Regions from separate parts of the Homo sapiens genome. Here all the other regions are linked to region 3. A link is a contact called in ENCODE Hi-C or POLR2A ChIA-PET data. All regions are on one chromosome and are shown on one strand. Each heading gives the region's core, a stretch centred on a gene start or an enhancer-like site at or near the end of the contact. The rest is flanking DNA. Distances are from core to core; before and after follow the strand shown.

Region 1 (4,272 bases), core at 1-2,500, 510 kb before region 3:
AATAGCCGGGTGTGGTGGCGGAAGCCTGCAATCCCAGCTATTCAGGAGGCTGAGGCAGAGAATTGCTTGAACCCAAGAGGCGGAGGTTGCAGTGAGCCGAGATCACGCCACTGCACTCCAGCCTGGGCGACAGAGTGAGACTGCGTCTCAAAAAAAAAAAACAACACAAAACTTTTTTTTGGCGGGCTTGGTGGGTCACACCTGTAATCCCAGCACTTTGGGAGGCCTAGGCGGGCAAATCACCTAAAGTTAGGAGTTCGAGACCAGCCTGACCAACATGGAGAAACCGTCTCTACTAAAAATATAAAATTAGCCTGGAGTGGTGGCGCATGCCTGTAATCCCAGCTACTTGGGAGGCTGAGGCAGGAGAATGGCTTGAACCCGGGAGGCGGGGGTTGCAGAGAGCCGAGATCGCGCTTCTGCGCTCCAGCCTGGGCGACAGAGCGAGAATCCATCTCAAACAAACAACCAAAAAACCCAAAAACCATAGTATCCTCTTGTGTACGCAGCCGGCACTCAGTAAGTGCCCCTGAAGAGCACTTATTTATTCATTGCTGCGCGAAGCTACGGGGGCAGGTGGCACAGCGCCACGCAGGAGTAGAGACTGCCAGATTGTTCTACCGCCAACCTTAGTGGCGCCACAGGAGATGGACACGGGAAGACTATGACGTTACTGGCCCTGTGACGTCATGGCAGGATCCGGGCAAGAGAAGCCAAACGAGGTGACGAGCTGTAGACTACAGCAAAAATATGGAACGCTTCACGAATTTGCGTGTCATCCTTGCGCAGGGGCCATGCTAATCTTCTCTGTATCGTTCCAATTTTAGTATATGTGCTGCCGAAGCGAGCACGACTCAAGGGTTACTGTCACACCTATTTTAAGCCCTTCAATCAAATCATCTTTTGGTTAGGATAACTTATGGTCGGTTTCATATTTAGCATAATTTCCTACAGTGGTATGTTGCAGAACAACTTTCGTGCTTACGCTTACTTTGATGTCTTCGATCACGTAAAATCCCATATCTTATCGTAATTTTACCGCCTTATACTGGCCTCATAGCCGCGGTGGATTGTGGGTGCCAATATGCAAAAGAGGTGGCCCAGATGCAGGCCCGCCCCCTGGAGCGGCCGAGGTAGGGGGTGAGGCCTCCGCGGGCGCCGCTGGCATCCCAGCGTTCTCTGCGGGCGCAGGGGGGCCGCTCTTGCCCGGCGTGGCGACTCGCTAGCGTCAGCAGCGCCGCAGCCGGACGAGAAAGCGGAAGATGGCGGCGGCGGCCGGGAGGCCGTGAGGAGAGCGGCGGCTGCGAGGGCGGCCGATGGCGGCCGGGAGGCGCCCTCGGACACTTGCGGGTCGTTAGGGCGCGACGCTGGGAGGCATGTCGGAGCACGTGGAGCCCGCAGCTCCGGGGCCCGGGCCCAACGGCGGCGGCGGCGGCCCGGCCCCCGCGCGCGGGCCTCGCACCCCCAATCTCAACCCCAACCCCCTCATCAACGTGCGCGACCGGCTCTTCCACGCGCTGTTCTTCAAGATGGCTGTCACCTATTCGCGGCTCTTCCCGCCCGCCTTCCGCCGTCTCTTCGAGTTCTTCGTGCTGCTCAAGGTGACCGCGGCCCCGACCCCCGACCCTTGACCCCAGCGGCTGTCCCGACCCCCAAGTCTGCTACCTCCGACCGCGACCCCTGGCCCCGCTGGGGACAGCGAGCGCCACCCTGCACCCTGAGGCCTATACCCGGCCCTACCGATTAGGGCTCTCCCTCGCGACCTCTGACCCTGGGATTGGCCAGGGACACCGTCTCGTGACCCCATCCCGCCCGGGGACGTCCACCCGGGAAGGCCGGATCCCGCTGCACTAGAAGCCGCTGTTCTCTACTCTGGAAACCTCACTGTCAGCTCCCTCCAGGGCCCATCCTGTCCCCGGCGACCGCCTTTCCCAGGTCCCCACCTACCCAGGCTTGGAGTCCGGTCCTGGCCTGCGAGGTAGCACCTCCCGCCCTTTGACCCCTGACTGTGCCGCCTGAGACCCTCAGTTCCGAGGCCTCTCTCCCCTCCCAATGTGCTGGCCCAGAACCCAGCCTGACGCAGGTCTCCCTCGGACCAACCCCTGTCCTGGAAGTCGACTCCCCACTCCCCTCTCTCCCTCCTTGTAGCCTTTCAGCTGCGTTCCCCGCTCCTGAGCCTCAGGGGAATGTGACTTAGCTGAGGTCACCTCGCTAGGGTTAGCGGCAAAGTCACCGGCAGCAGCGTACCACCCCATCCCCGGCCTCTTCCTCCGCTGGGTCCCCACTCCCTTCCTGCTTCAGGAGCTCAGGTTGTGGGTCTGTCGCCCGTGCCTCCCCTATGAGGCACCGGCCTCCGCGTCTTGGGCTCTGTCCCCCTCCCGCCCTCCTCAGATGGCAGAGGTCTCAGCCGTGCAGGACAGGCATCGGCCTGACTCCCTCTGAGAAGGAGTCTTGCTTGGGTGACAAGAGGGGCTCAGTAGCAGCTGCAGCCCCTCAGAAAACAAGCTGGCCGGGGTCCTGGGCCACCTGGCGAAATGGGGACGTGGCCGTTTTCGTTCTGCATCAGAACACCGCCGCGCCGGGGCTTGGGGGCTGCTGAAGTTGCGCCGTGAGCTTTTTGGATCTAGCCTGCAAAGAGGGGTCCGATGCTGGCGGGCCAGGCTGCGATCGTGGGCAAGTTCCCAGCCTGACACAGGTTGGTCAGGAGCTGGCTGCTTTTTTGGGCTCGGCAAGTGGAGCTGGACCTTGGCCGTCCTGCGGACCTGGGTGTGGGTCCCAGCCTGCTGCCACTTCACGGAAGGCCCCCCAGCCTCCAGATCCGTGCCTCCCCAGGCCAGAGCTCAGCCCATCATCCTTCCCACCTTCCTCCCTGCAGCCCCCCAGAGTGGCATGGTCGCCTCAGTAGGCACCTGAGCAGGGCTGTGAAGGGTTACGCAGGCAGGCGGCCTTTCCCGGCTCTGGGGTCCACAGACGGGGCCTGAAACTGTGGACGGAGGCTGGTCTGTGGACGTGGGTTTTCCTTCCATGGAGTAGCCTGGGAACAGGATGGAGCCACTGTGTCCTTAGGCTTGTGGAGGGTGTGTGCTGGGTGCCAGGCCAGGTTCCCCCGACGGAGCTCAGCCTCCTTGGGAGGTGCATCCCTGTCGCCTGGGCCCTGGTCCCACCATGTCCCGGTTTGGAAAGGGATCAAGCCTACCCGGCTCCATCTCCAGGCCAATACCACTCACAGGTGGTCAGATGGGGCTGGGCCAGAGCTGGAGTTCCCCGTCTTCTGTGTAGGGTGGAGACTCTTGGGAGGTTCTCAGTAACCCCAATCCCTCCTCTCTCAGCAGAGGGCTTTGGACTGTGAGATCTCTGGGTGGTGAATTTTTTTTTTTTTTTTTTTGAGATGGAGTCTTGCTCTGTCACCCAGGCTGGAGTGCAGTGGTTTGATCTCGGCTCACTGCAAACTCCACCTCCTGGGTTCAAGCAATTCTTCTGCCTCAGCCTGCGGAGTAGCTAGGATTACCGGTGCCCACCATCACAACCGGCTAATTTTTTTGTCTTTTTAGTAGAGACTGGGTTTTGCCATGTTGGCTAGGCTGGTCTCAAACTGCTGATTTCAGGTGATCTGCCCGCCTCGGCCTCCCAAAAGGCTGGGATTACAGGCGTGAGCCACCATGCCTGGCCTGGGTGGGGAAATCTGTTCTTTGTGAATTTTCCACCCGGTAATCTGGTGGCACAGAATCTGACCCTGCTGCCTTCACTTTTACTTATCTGCAAAGTGCAGGCTGGAACTGCCTGATTTCAGAGGCTGCCTTGAGTTCCAGAAGGCTCCTCTGCTTCCTGCCTGCCTGGCTTCCGGGGGTCTCCCTGCAGAGAGCCAGGTCCTCCCTGGTATGATCCCTTCAAGGTGGCTTCATCCTGTGGCATCTGTGCAGCTGAGCTCCCAGCCCTGAGCTGGCATGGAGTCCCCCAGCTCTCACCCATGCCTGGGTGGCTTTAGGAAATGCCAGGATCTCCCAGCTCTGAGCCAGCATGGAGCCCCCCGGTCCCTCATCCATGCCTGGGTGGCTTTAGGAAATGCCAGGCAGTGCCAGGTGCTGGGGAGAGAGGAGGCGGCAGGGGCCTGTGTTCCAGGGGCCCTCGGGAGACCTCCATCCAGCCTCAGTATCCACCTCTGCTGGCCTTCATGGCCCTGAGCCCAGTGTGGCAGAGACTGTCCATCTTGGGGCACTGGGTGCCTGCACCTGTGCGGTTGGGCTCTGGACCCAGGTGACCACCAAGTGGATG
Region 2 (3,775 bases), core at 23-2,522, 760 kb before region 3:
TAGAGATGGGGTCTTGCTCTGTTGCCCAGGCTGGTCTGAAACTCCTGGGCTCAAGCAATCCTCCCACCTTGGCCACCCAAAGTTTTGGGATTACAGGTGTGAGCCACCGCACCCAGCCACCTAGGACTTCTTAATTCAAATAATTTACTCCATCCACCCCCAAGACTGAAGGCAGGCCGCACCCATTTCCACAATGGGTGTCTCCCTTCCCCCACAGCCTTCCAGTTGTGCCCTGGGCAGGACTGCACTCTCAGGTTCTCCTATTTCCGAACGGGTGCCAACTCCTACCCTAACCAACTGACATCTACTTGTTGCTGGACCAGAACGTGCTTCTGCTCACTGTAAAATGCCTCCTGAGACTGGGGGGGGGGCTGGCTGTCAGGGAGGCCGCCCCGTCCTGGGGGGCACCTCAGGGCAGGTACTGACTTCCATAGCCAGGACCTAGGCCGGGAATCGGGAAGGGATGGCCCCGGAAGTGATAAGGCAGGATTTCCAGGCAGGGGAAGTGGCATTTAGGAGAACTGGCTATTTAAGGGGGCGGTCAGTGCTGACACAGACAAAGCATTCACTGGCTGGGAATGGCCGCCACCCAGTGGCTCTGAGAACTAGACTTGGAAGTCTGGCACTGGGAGCTGTGCCAACTTGGACCAAACTTTGGGCGCAAAGCACGACGTGGCAGACGAGGAACCACACTAGAACGGGCCACGCCTACCCAAGATTTACGAGGCCGTCCTTTCCCTCATGCAATCGCAATGGGAAAAGGAGGAAACTAAGGCTCGGTAAGCAAAAGCGTTGGTGTGTGGATACCTCCAGCCCCAAGGCCGGGAAAGCGGCCCTGGAGACCGGGGGCGCCACGTGGCCCCGCCCCCGCCGCGTGCGCATGCGCCCCGCGCGCACCCTGCGCCACTCCATCCGGGAACTCGGCGCTCCCGCCATTTCGCTGGGCACAGCCTCGAGCTCGCGGCCGCCATTTTGCGGCGGCAACCGGGTCGCCGGCGGCCCGGACCGGCGGGGAGAGGCCCTCTGGCCGCTACTCGGCCCAATCTCCCGCTGTCCCTCGCCGCCGGCGGGGCGGACTCCACCCCGGGCCCGCCCCCTCCCAGGGGCGTGCCGCTGCGGCCCCGCCTCGCCTGGCCGCCGCAGGCCGCCCGCCGCCCCGAGCTCCTCGGAGCCGGTGCAGCCAGGGCCCTCACCACTGAGTCGGGCAGGTCCCTGACGCAAGCGGGAAGACAGCGCACCACAACGACCCGAGCCTCCTAACGCGCGAGTGAGGGGGGGGCGTCCCCGAGCCCGGCCTTATATACGCTTCCGCCGGGCCCCGCCCCCTACACATCCTGGGCCAATCAGAGGGCGCGCCTGCGTCTTATATTCATGAGCTGGGGGCCGAGTCTATCTCGGTTCCGCCCCCTCCCGCGGACTGGTGTCGGGCTCGACTATTGGCCGAGACGTTTGCAGTCCGCAGTCCTCCACCCGCGCTCGAGGGGGCGTGACCAGCGCGCGGCGGGGCGGGGCGGGGCTGACCCAGTTACGCGTGCCTGCTCCCTGGCCTGCGGCGGGGAACAAATGGGCCTCTAGCCCCGATTCCCAGGCCTCAGGCCTCATGGGGACTTCTGGGTGTCACTGGGACCCCGACTTTGCCTGTGCTCCAGCAGTCCCGACATAACAACCTAGCCCAGATCCCCTACCCAACCAAGACCCGGCTGTCAGACATCCCAACTTCATCTGAACCCCGACACCTGTCGTGATATTCTTGCCAATACAACCGACGTCCCAGTTTTCCCAGCACCCCAGCACTCCATTCCTGCCATCAACCCCATGCCCACCAAAACCCCAACAGAGACAACCCCATTCATGCGAACCCCAATATTCGCAATCCCAATTCTTCCTACATCGCCACACTTTGGTGCACCCCAACTTTACGCAACCCAGTTTGCCTACAAACTCCAACCCGCACCCAAGCCTAACTCCCACTGGAACCGCGATTATCACGGCTGGGTGCGTGGCCCACACCCCCACACTCGCCTGGCCGGATAGTGTTGTGCGTCCCTGCTGTCGGGTGCAGGCGGACACCCCGAGTCCCCACTGCACCCCAGCACTCCGCCCGGCCCTCGGCCTCCCCTCCCACCGTGCTGCACAGCAACGGCGCACTCGCTCCCCACGCGGGGCCAGGCCCACTCTGCTCCTCCACCCAGGCCTTTTCTCTCCTTCCACAGGCCTCCCCTACTGAGCCTGGTTGGCGGAGGGGAGTCTTAAAGCCGCCGCCATCTGGAGAACCAGCTTTACAAGGACCCTCACTCACTACTCTTCGGCGGCCCCAAAGCCTCTGGGGGGCCCTCTATGGCCACCACTTGCTCCTCGCCCAGGAGTCATCTCATGCCGCCGCCTCCCCCAGCCCTGGTGGAAGAAGCCAGCGCGGACCCCTGCCTCTCTGCCCCAGAAAGTCTTCGGAGGGATGACCCTCTGCTGACAAGCTGGGGGAAGTTGGCGTACAGAGACCCCCGCTTTGCTGCTCATCCCAGGGAAATCCCGGCCCCACTCCTGACCTCAGACTCACTTCCACCCTCAAGTGGATCGAGGTGGGGGTAGCCAGGGGCGCTGTCTCCAGTGACAAGGTCTCTGGGACCCCTCATGGGCTCAAGACCCCCTCCCCCAGGCAGCAGCTGTGTGATTCATCACCACCCCCTCTGCACCTCGGGCCCCCCCACTACAGCCGCCCCACTCCCCGTCAGCGGCAGCCGGCTGCTGCGTCAGCCACTCACGCAGGGTGGTTATTAAAGGAGAGAGACATCAGCACCGAGCTCCCCTGCGCCCGCCGTCCATGCGGGAGGGGCCACCCACCCACTGGAGCCCCAGACGCGGGCGCCACATGCCCAGCCTGGGAGCAATTCAGGCCCATTCTTTCTGATCTGCGCCCCCAGCCCCCAGCCCCAGCAGTCAGCGCGGTGGACGTTCTCTGACCCAGAGCAGCCCTTGTAGGGGGGGAGTTGGAGGGGGTGCCTGGTAGTCACAGCGGCCCCTGCATAATTGCGTAATTCTTGCCGCTCCCCCCAGCCCATCGTTCCCTGGTTCTGTGAGCCTCTGCCTTTTCCTGGTTTTGCGAAGCGCCGTGTTCATTCATTCATTCATTCATTCAGCCAGTGCCTAGTTATTAAGCGCTTACTACGAGCGGGTTCCTGGGTGCGGGCTCCGTGAGTGTCCGCAGCCATCCTGGGTTCCCAGGGTGGCGTTGACACGCACCTGCGCACACCTGCCGCTTTGCATCTGTGCCGAGCACTGTGCACCGGCTTCCAGGTGTGGACCTGTGTCGGTACCTGTGCCTCTGGGGTCAGCTGCGTCTGCGAGCACCCGTGACTCCCAGGTATCTCACCGCGATCCTGTGTCCCCACCGGGGGTCTCAGGCGGCTGGGACCCCTTCATCCACCCCTGCTGGCCACTGACCATGCGGGACCCGACCGGGACGCGCTGCCCGTTGCGGACACCAGGGGGCGCTGCGGCCTCGCTCCGTCCGCGGCGTTTGGCTCGAGCGGCCGGGCTCCCGGTGCCGCCGCTCCACGCAGACGCCTCGCGTGGGAGAGGGGGCCCCGCCGCCCAGCCCTGCGCGGCCACAGCGCACAGTCCTCGAGGGGTCCAATCTCGCGGGGCGAGGACGCAGCCTGCGTGTCGACCCCCAGCCTCCCGCCGCCCCCGCGCCTCGGCCCCAACGGAGGAGCTCAAAATAGCCGCGCCGGGCGGGGGCGAGACTGCTATTCCGGGCCCGACGCGCGGGGCTCGCCCC
Region 3 (3,853 bases), core at 382-2,881:
GTTCAGTCTTCTGTCCTGGCCCCACGTCAGTTGCAGACGCTTCTTTCTACCTTCCTGTCTCCAGGCTCCTCCCAGCCTCCAACTTAATCCGCAAGTGGCTCTGGCAGCTTCTTCAAACCAGGGGCCTTCCATCGCAGTAAACGGCTCCACTGACCCTCTGGGCCTGCCCTTGCCCGCTCCCCTCCCACCTGGCTCCAGCAAATCATCGGGCGGGGCCTTCAGAGCCACTGGGCCACCGGAGCAAGTCTGCTCCTTGTCCAGGTACCCAACACCCTGCCACCCTTATCTGAGTATGATCTTGGACACCTGTGCACCCTGAACGTGGTAGGGGGGACACTCCCCATCTCTCTTCTCCCCCCGAACTTCTCTGGGACTCTGGCGAGGGCTGCCATGGTGGGCGCTTATGCCCTGGTTATGAGGCTGAAAGGGCACCTTTGCTTGGCATCCTTCCCTGCCTGCTCTTCCCACCCCCTTCCTGGGTTCTCTTGGGCGCACCCCCTTGTAAAATCACCTGCACACACAATGCCTACCTCAGGCTCCGCTTCTGGGGACCCCCCCCCCAACAAAAGACATCAGCCCATCCATCCCCAACGCCAACAGATAGTCCCCAACCACCTTCCCTGGGCTCAGAACTGGCCCCAGCCAGGGGACACCGCGCGTAGGCACCTGCAGCCTCGCATGCTTCAGCCAAATTCCGTGGCTTTCCCGCCTCCCGTGTGCCCCACACTCGGGGTCTAAATTTGCACCTGCTGGGCCTCTTCCCTGCAACCCGCCCGCACATCGCCAGGCTCTTCCAGGAATCCCCACCTGCCCGCTGGGAGCCTGTCCCCTAAGATGGGGGCCCTGGGTGACTGCGCTGCTCTCTGTAAATATTCACGTTCTGGCTGAATGGACGGGGATAACATGAGGCTGCTAAGGAGGCGACTAGGAGGACCTGGCTCGGGGGCTGGCTCTGCGACCTCGGGCCAAGTCCTCTTGAGCTGCACGATTTTGAAAATCATGAACTGCAAGGGGAAACTCAGCACCTGCAAAAAGGCATCACAGAAGGCGAAGCCGGCCAGAAGGACTCGCGCCGCATGCAGCGCGCTGCCTAGCGCCGGACCGAAGCCCGGACCCTCCAGCCCACCTTGTCCGATCCATCCCACCCAAGAAGGCATCGCGCACTACAACTCCCAGCAAGCCCCGGGCCCCTGCGCCGGCGCTGCGGGTAGGGAGCCGCGCGCGGCATGCTGGGAGTTGAAGTCCATCGCTGCCCCACCCGCCCAAGCCGGCCCACTGCGCACCTCTGGGAGTGGTGGGCCAGGCGAAGGTGCCATAGCGCGCGGCCCAGGCGCTGCTGCTGCAGCAGGAGCTGGCCCGGGGGCTCCCCGGCGCCGCCGTTTACAGGCGAGCGCAGGCCCATGTTCTCGAAGTAGTGAGCCAGGAAGGCGATCGGCTCCTCGGGCCGCGCCTCCAGCACCTTCAGCAGGGCCGCACGTAGCATTTCCGTCACGCCGACCTGCCGCAGGAAGTCCTCCTCGCTCTCGGCCGCCCCCGCCGCCCGGGATACCGACTGGCGGCCGCTGTCCGTGAAACCGGCCGGCGGTGGTACCGCTTGCCGCCGCTTCTCCACTGCCGCCATCTTCGCTGAGGGCAGCGGGACCGGAAGCACCGCCATATTCCACTGTGCGCTAGAGCCCCCCCAAGGCGGCCATCTTGATTAAGGGCAGAGGGCACCGGTATCCCGCTGGGAGACTTTGGGAAGTGACAAGGGTACGCTACCACTTTCCTTGTGTCCTTATTGGCACTCTCTCTTCTCCTCCCTCTTTGTGTATATTGATTGGCTCTCCTGGCTTTGGCCTCGGTCCTGAATTTTGCCAGACTCCAAAATGGCTGCCTCGGAAGTGCTTCGTTTCTGGCACAAAGCCGGATTGCTTGCCATTTGGGTAGTGAGCGAGTCCTTCATTAGCATGGTCTCCTAGCAACCAGTCTCCCTGGTTAGCAGAGAAGCCTGACGGAGCATGCGCGGGGCTGGACCTGCCCAGGACTGCTGGACCCAGCCCCGCGCCCGGCCCCCAGACCCTTTTCTCATGTTCATCTCTGAGCCTTGGTGCTGGGGGTCGAGCTCAGCCTGGCCTTCCGCCTAACTCAGTCAACGTCTGAGTGCGTAGCTCACCTCGTGGGAGAAGCCCCCTCCCCAGCTCCGCTGCAGCTGCGCTGAGCCCCTATTGGCGGCCACACGGGCGAGCATCCCGCGCTGTTACCCCCTGACCGCCAGAGGGAGCTTTCTGACACCGCAGCCTCCAGAGCTGTAAACTCTGCCATGGCTCTCCAGGGCCCCCGGGCTGGCACCTCCAGGCCTTCATCGCCTGACCTCGCTTCCGGCCGCCCTCCCGGCCCTCCCAACCCTCCGCAGCCCGCAGCCACCTCAAAACACAAGCAGTCTCCTCCATAAGCCGCCTCTGGGTGTGTTTCCCCAGGCGACCTCTGTGGATCTTCCCTCACTGCTTTCGGGGACTCCTGGTTAAGCTTCTCACCGAGGAAACCACTAAGCCCTCGCGTTTCCCCGCCCCGGGCAGAGCTTGCTGGGTGCCGTCCCCGTCCCTCAGGGGCGTTGCCCCGGGCAGGGGGCAATGAGAGCTGTTTGCCGGGGGACCGTTCCACCATCCTCCCAGCACAGGAATCTCTGGCGGGCAGACCAAATGCCCTTTGTAAAACGTGAAGTAGAGGTTCCTCTTCAAATGAGACTTTCCTCCCCATCTAATTAGGAATAAATAGTAACTTCTCTTAGAAGCAAAATGTATTCAAAGGCCTGTGGTAGGCCGGGCGCGGTGGCTCACGCCTGTCATCCCAGCACTTTGGGAGGCCGAGGCGGGCGGATCACGAGGTCAGGAGATCGAGACCATCCCGGCTAACACGGTGAAACCCCGTCTCTACTAAAAATACAAAAAATTAGCCAGGCGTGGTGGCGGGCGCCTGTAGTCCCAGCTACTCGGGAGGCTGAGGCAGGAGAATGGCGTGAACCCGGGAGGCGGAGCTTGCAAGTGAGCCGAGATCGCGCCACTGCACTCCAGCCTGGGCGACAGAGCGAGACTCTGTCTCAAAAAACAAACAAACAAAAGACCTGTGCTAACATTCTTTGTTAATTAATTGTTAATGTTATATTGAATATATATAATGTAATAAGGAAATCAACATACTTTATGTTCTTAGTGCCCACAATGTAGGCTAAATATCTGCCCTGGCATGCTTATACTGGTCCAAGCAAGCATTAGGTCATAACCTGTTCCTCTTCCTTATTTGAAGGTGTTTTTACCTTTCTTAGCATTCCACAAGCTACTTCTTCCTTCCTTTGTTCTCCTCTGCCTTTGCCTCTTTTTAAAAGTTCCAAGCTGCTAGCCGATCGGGATAAATACAGAATGTGAGGTCCCGTTCCAGCCAATGGAAACCGTCCCGTTCCAGCCAATGGAAACCGGACAGAGCAGTAGGGTGGACGCGTCAGGTTATAAATGACCCTGTCTCCTTTGTTCTGGATACTCTCGTGGCAAAACTGCTGGCCAGTGTACCCTTTCTGCAGAAAGTAAAACAGTGGCCTTGCTGAGGAAATGACATTTATATTCAAGTGCTATTTCTTTACGGCACCGGGGAACAAGCATTTCTAACACTTTCTTCTCCAGCCCCGGACTGTGGGATGAGGGAGATGGAGCCATCAGGGCAGGACCCACAGTCAACCCTCTGCTGTCCGGAGCCCTCAGACCTCTCCTCTCCACGGAGTGGGTGTCAACTGAGAAAACTGACACGTTTGTATCATTTTAGGAGGTTTATTTGCCAAAGCCTCAGGAGGTCCTGACGACAGGGGCCCAGGGTGGTCAGG

The links. Hi-C counts contacts between places; a loop is a spot of excess contacts on that map. ChIA-PET counts read pairs that join two places held with the same protein, here RNA polymerase II (POLR2A). Pooled maps may share reads with other maps.
Region 1: a loop to region 3 is called in a map with no recorded cell type, with 14 times the contacts of the local background. The contact joins the promoter of TMEM259 here to the promoter of TPGS1 in region 3. A Hi-C loop is called at or near these places in 2 of 37 single-sample maps with no recorded cell type and 10 of 50 pooled maps.
Region 2: a loop to region 3 is called in a pooled map of posterior vena cava, with 10 times the contacts of the local background. The contact joins the promoter of CIRBP here to the promoter of TPGS1 in region 3. A Hi-C loop is called at or near these places in 1 of 37 single-sample maps with no recorded cell type and 8 of 50 pooled maps. POLR2A ChIA-PET finds 5 or more read pairs at or near these places in 6 of 52 experiments (CD4-positive, alpha-beta T cell, CD4-positive, alpha-beta memory T cell, CD8-positive, alpha-beta T cell and 3 more).

What each region holds. Positions count from the first base shown.
Region 1 is chr19:1,018,101-1,022,372 of GRCh38, reverse strand. It overlaps TMEM259 (transmembrane protein 259), which reads left to right and starts at 1,250. Exons shown (of 11, transcript NM_001033026.2): 1 at 1,250-1,601. The coding sequence starts at 1,377. RNU6-2 (RNA, U6 small nuclear 2) reads right to left here and starts at 851; the gene lies at 745-851. RefSeq lists silencers at 1,059-1,168, 1,329-1,398, 1,429-1,488, 3,747-3,966 and an enhancer at 2,764-3,363.
Region 2 is chr19:1,266,829-1,270,603 of GRCh38, reverse strand. CIRBP (cold inducible RNA binding protein) reads right to left here and starts at 1,272. Exons shown (of 6, transcript NM_001300829.2): 1 at 1,194-1,272. It overlaps CIRBP-AS1 (CIRBP antisense RNA 1), which reads left to right and starts at 344. Exons shown (of 2, transcript NR_027271.1): 1 at 344-779; 2 at 2,214-3,133. RefSeq lists silencers at 656-965, 1,016-1,175, 1,386-1,595, 3,206-3,255, 3,396-3,775.
Region 3 is chr19:505,275-509,127 of GRCh38, reverse strand. It overlaps TPGS1 (tubulin polyglutamylase complex subunit 1), which reads right to left and starts at 1,631. Exons shown (of 2, transcript NM_033513.3): 1 at 1,284-1,631. The coding sequence starts at 1,621. It overlaps MADCAM1-AS1 (MADCAM1 antisense RNA 1), which reads left to right and starts at 1,239. Exons shown (of 3, transcript XR_936221.4): 1 at 1,239-1,752. MADCAM1 (mucosal vascular addressin cell adhesion molecule 1) reads right to left here. Exons shown (of 5, transcript NM_130760.3): 5 at 3,785-3,853. RefSeq lists enhancers at 1,486-1,825, 1,698-2,555 and a silencer at 2,356-2,485.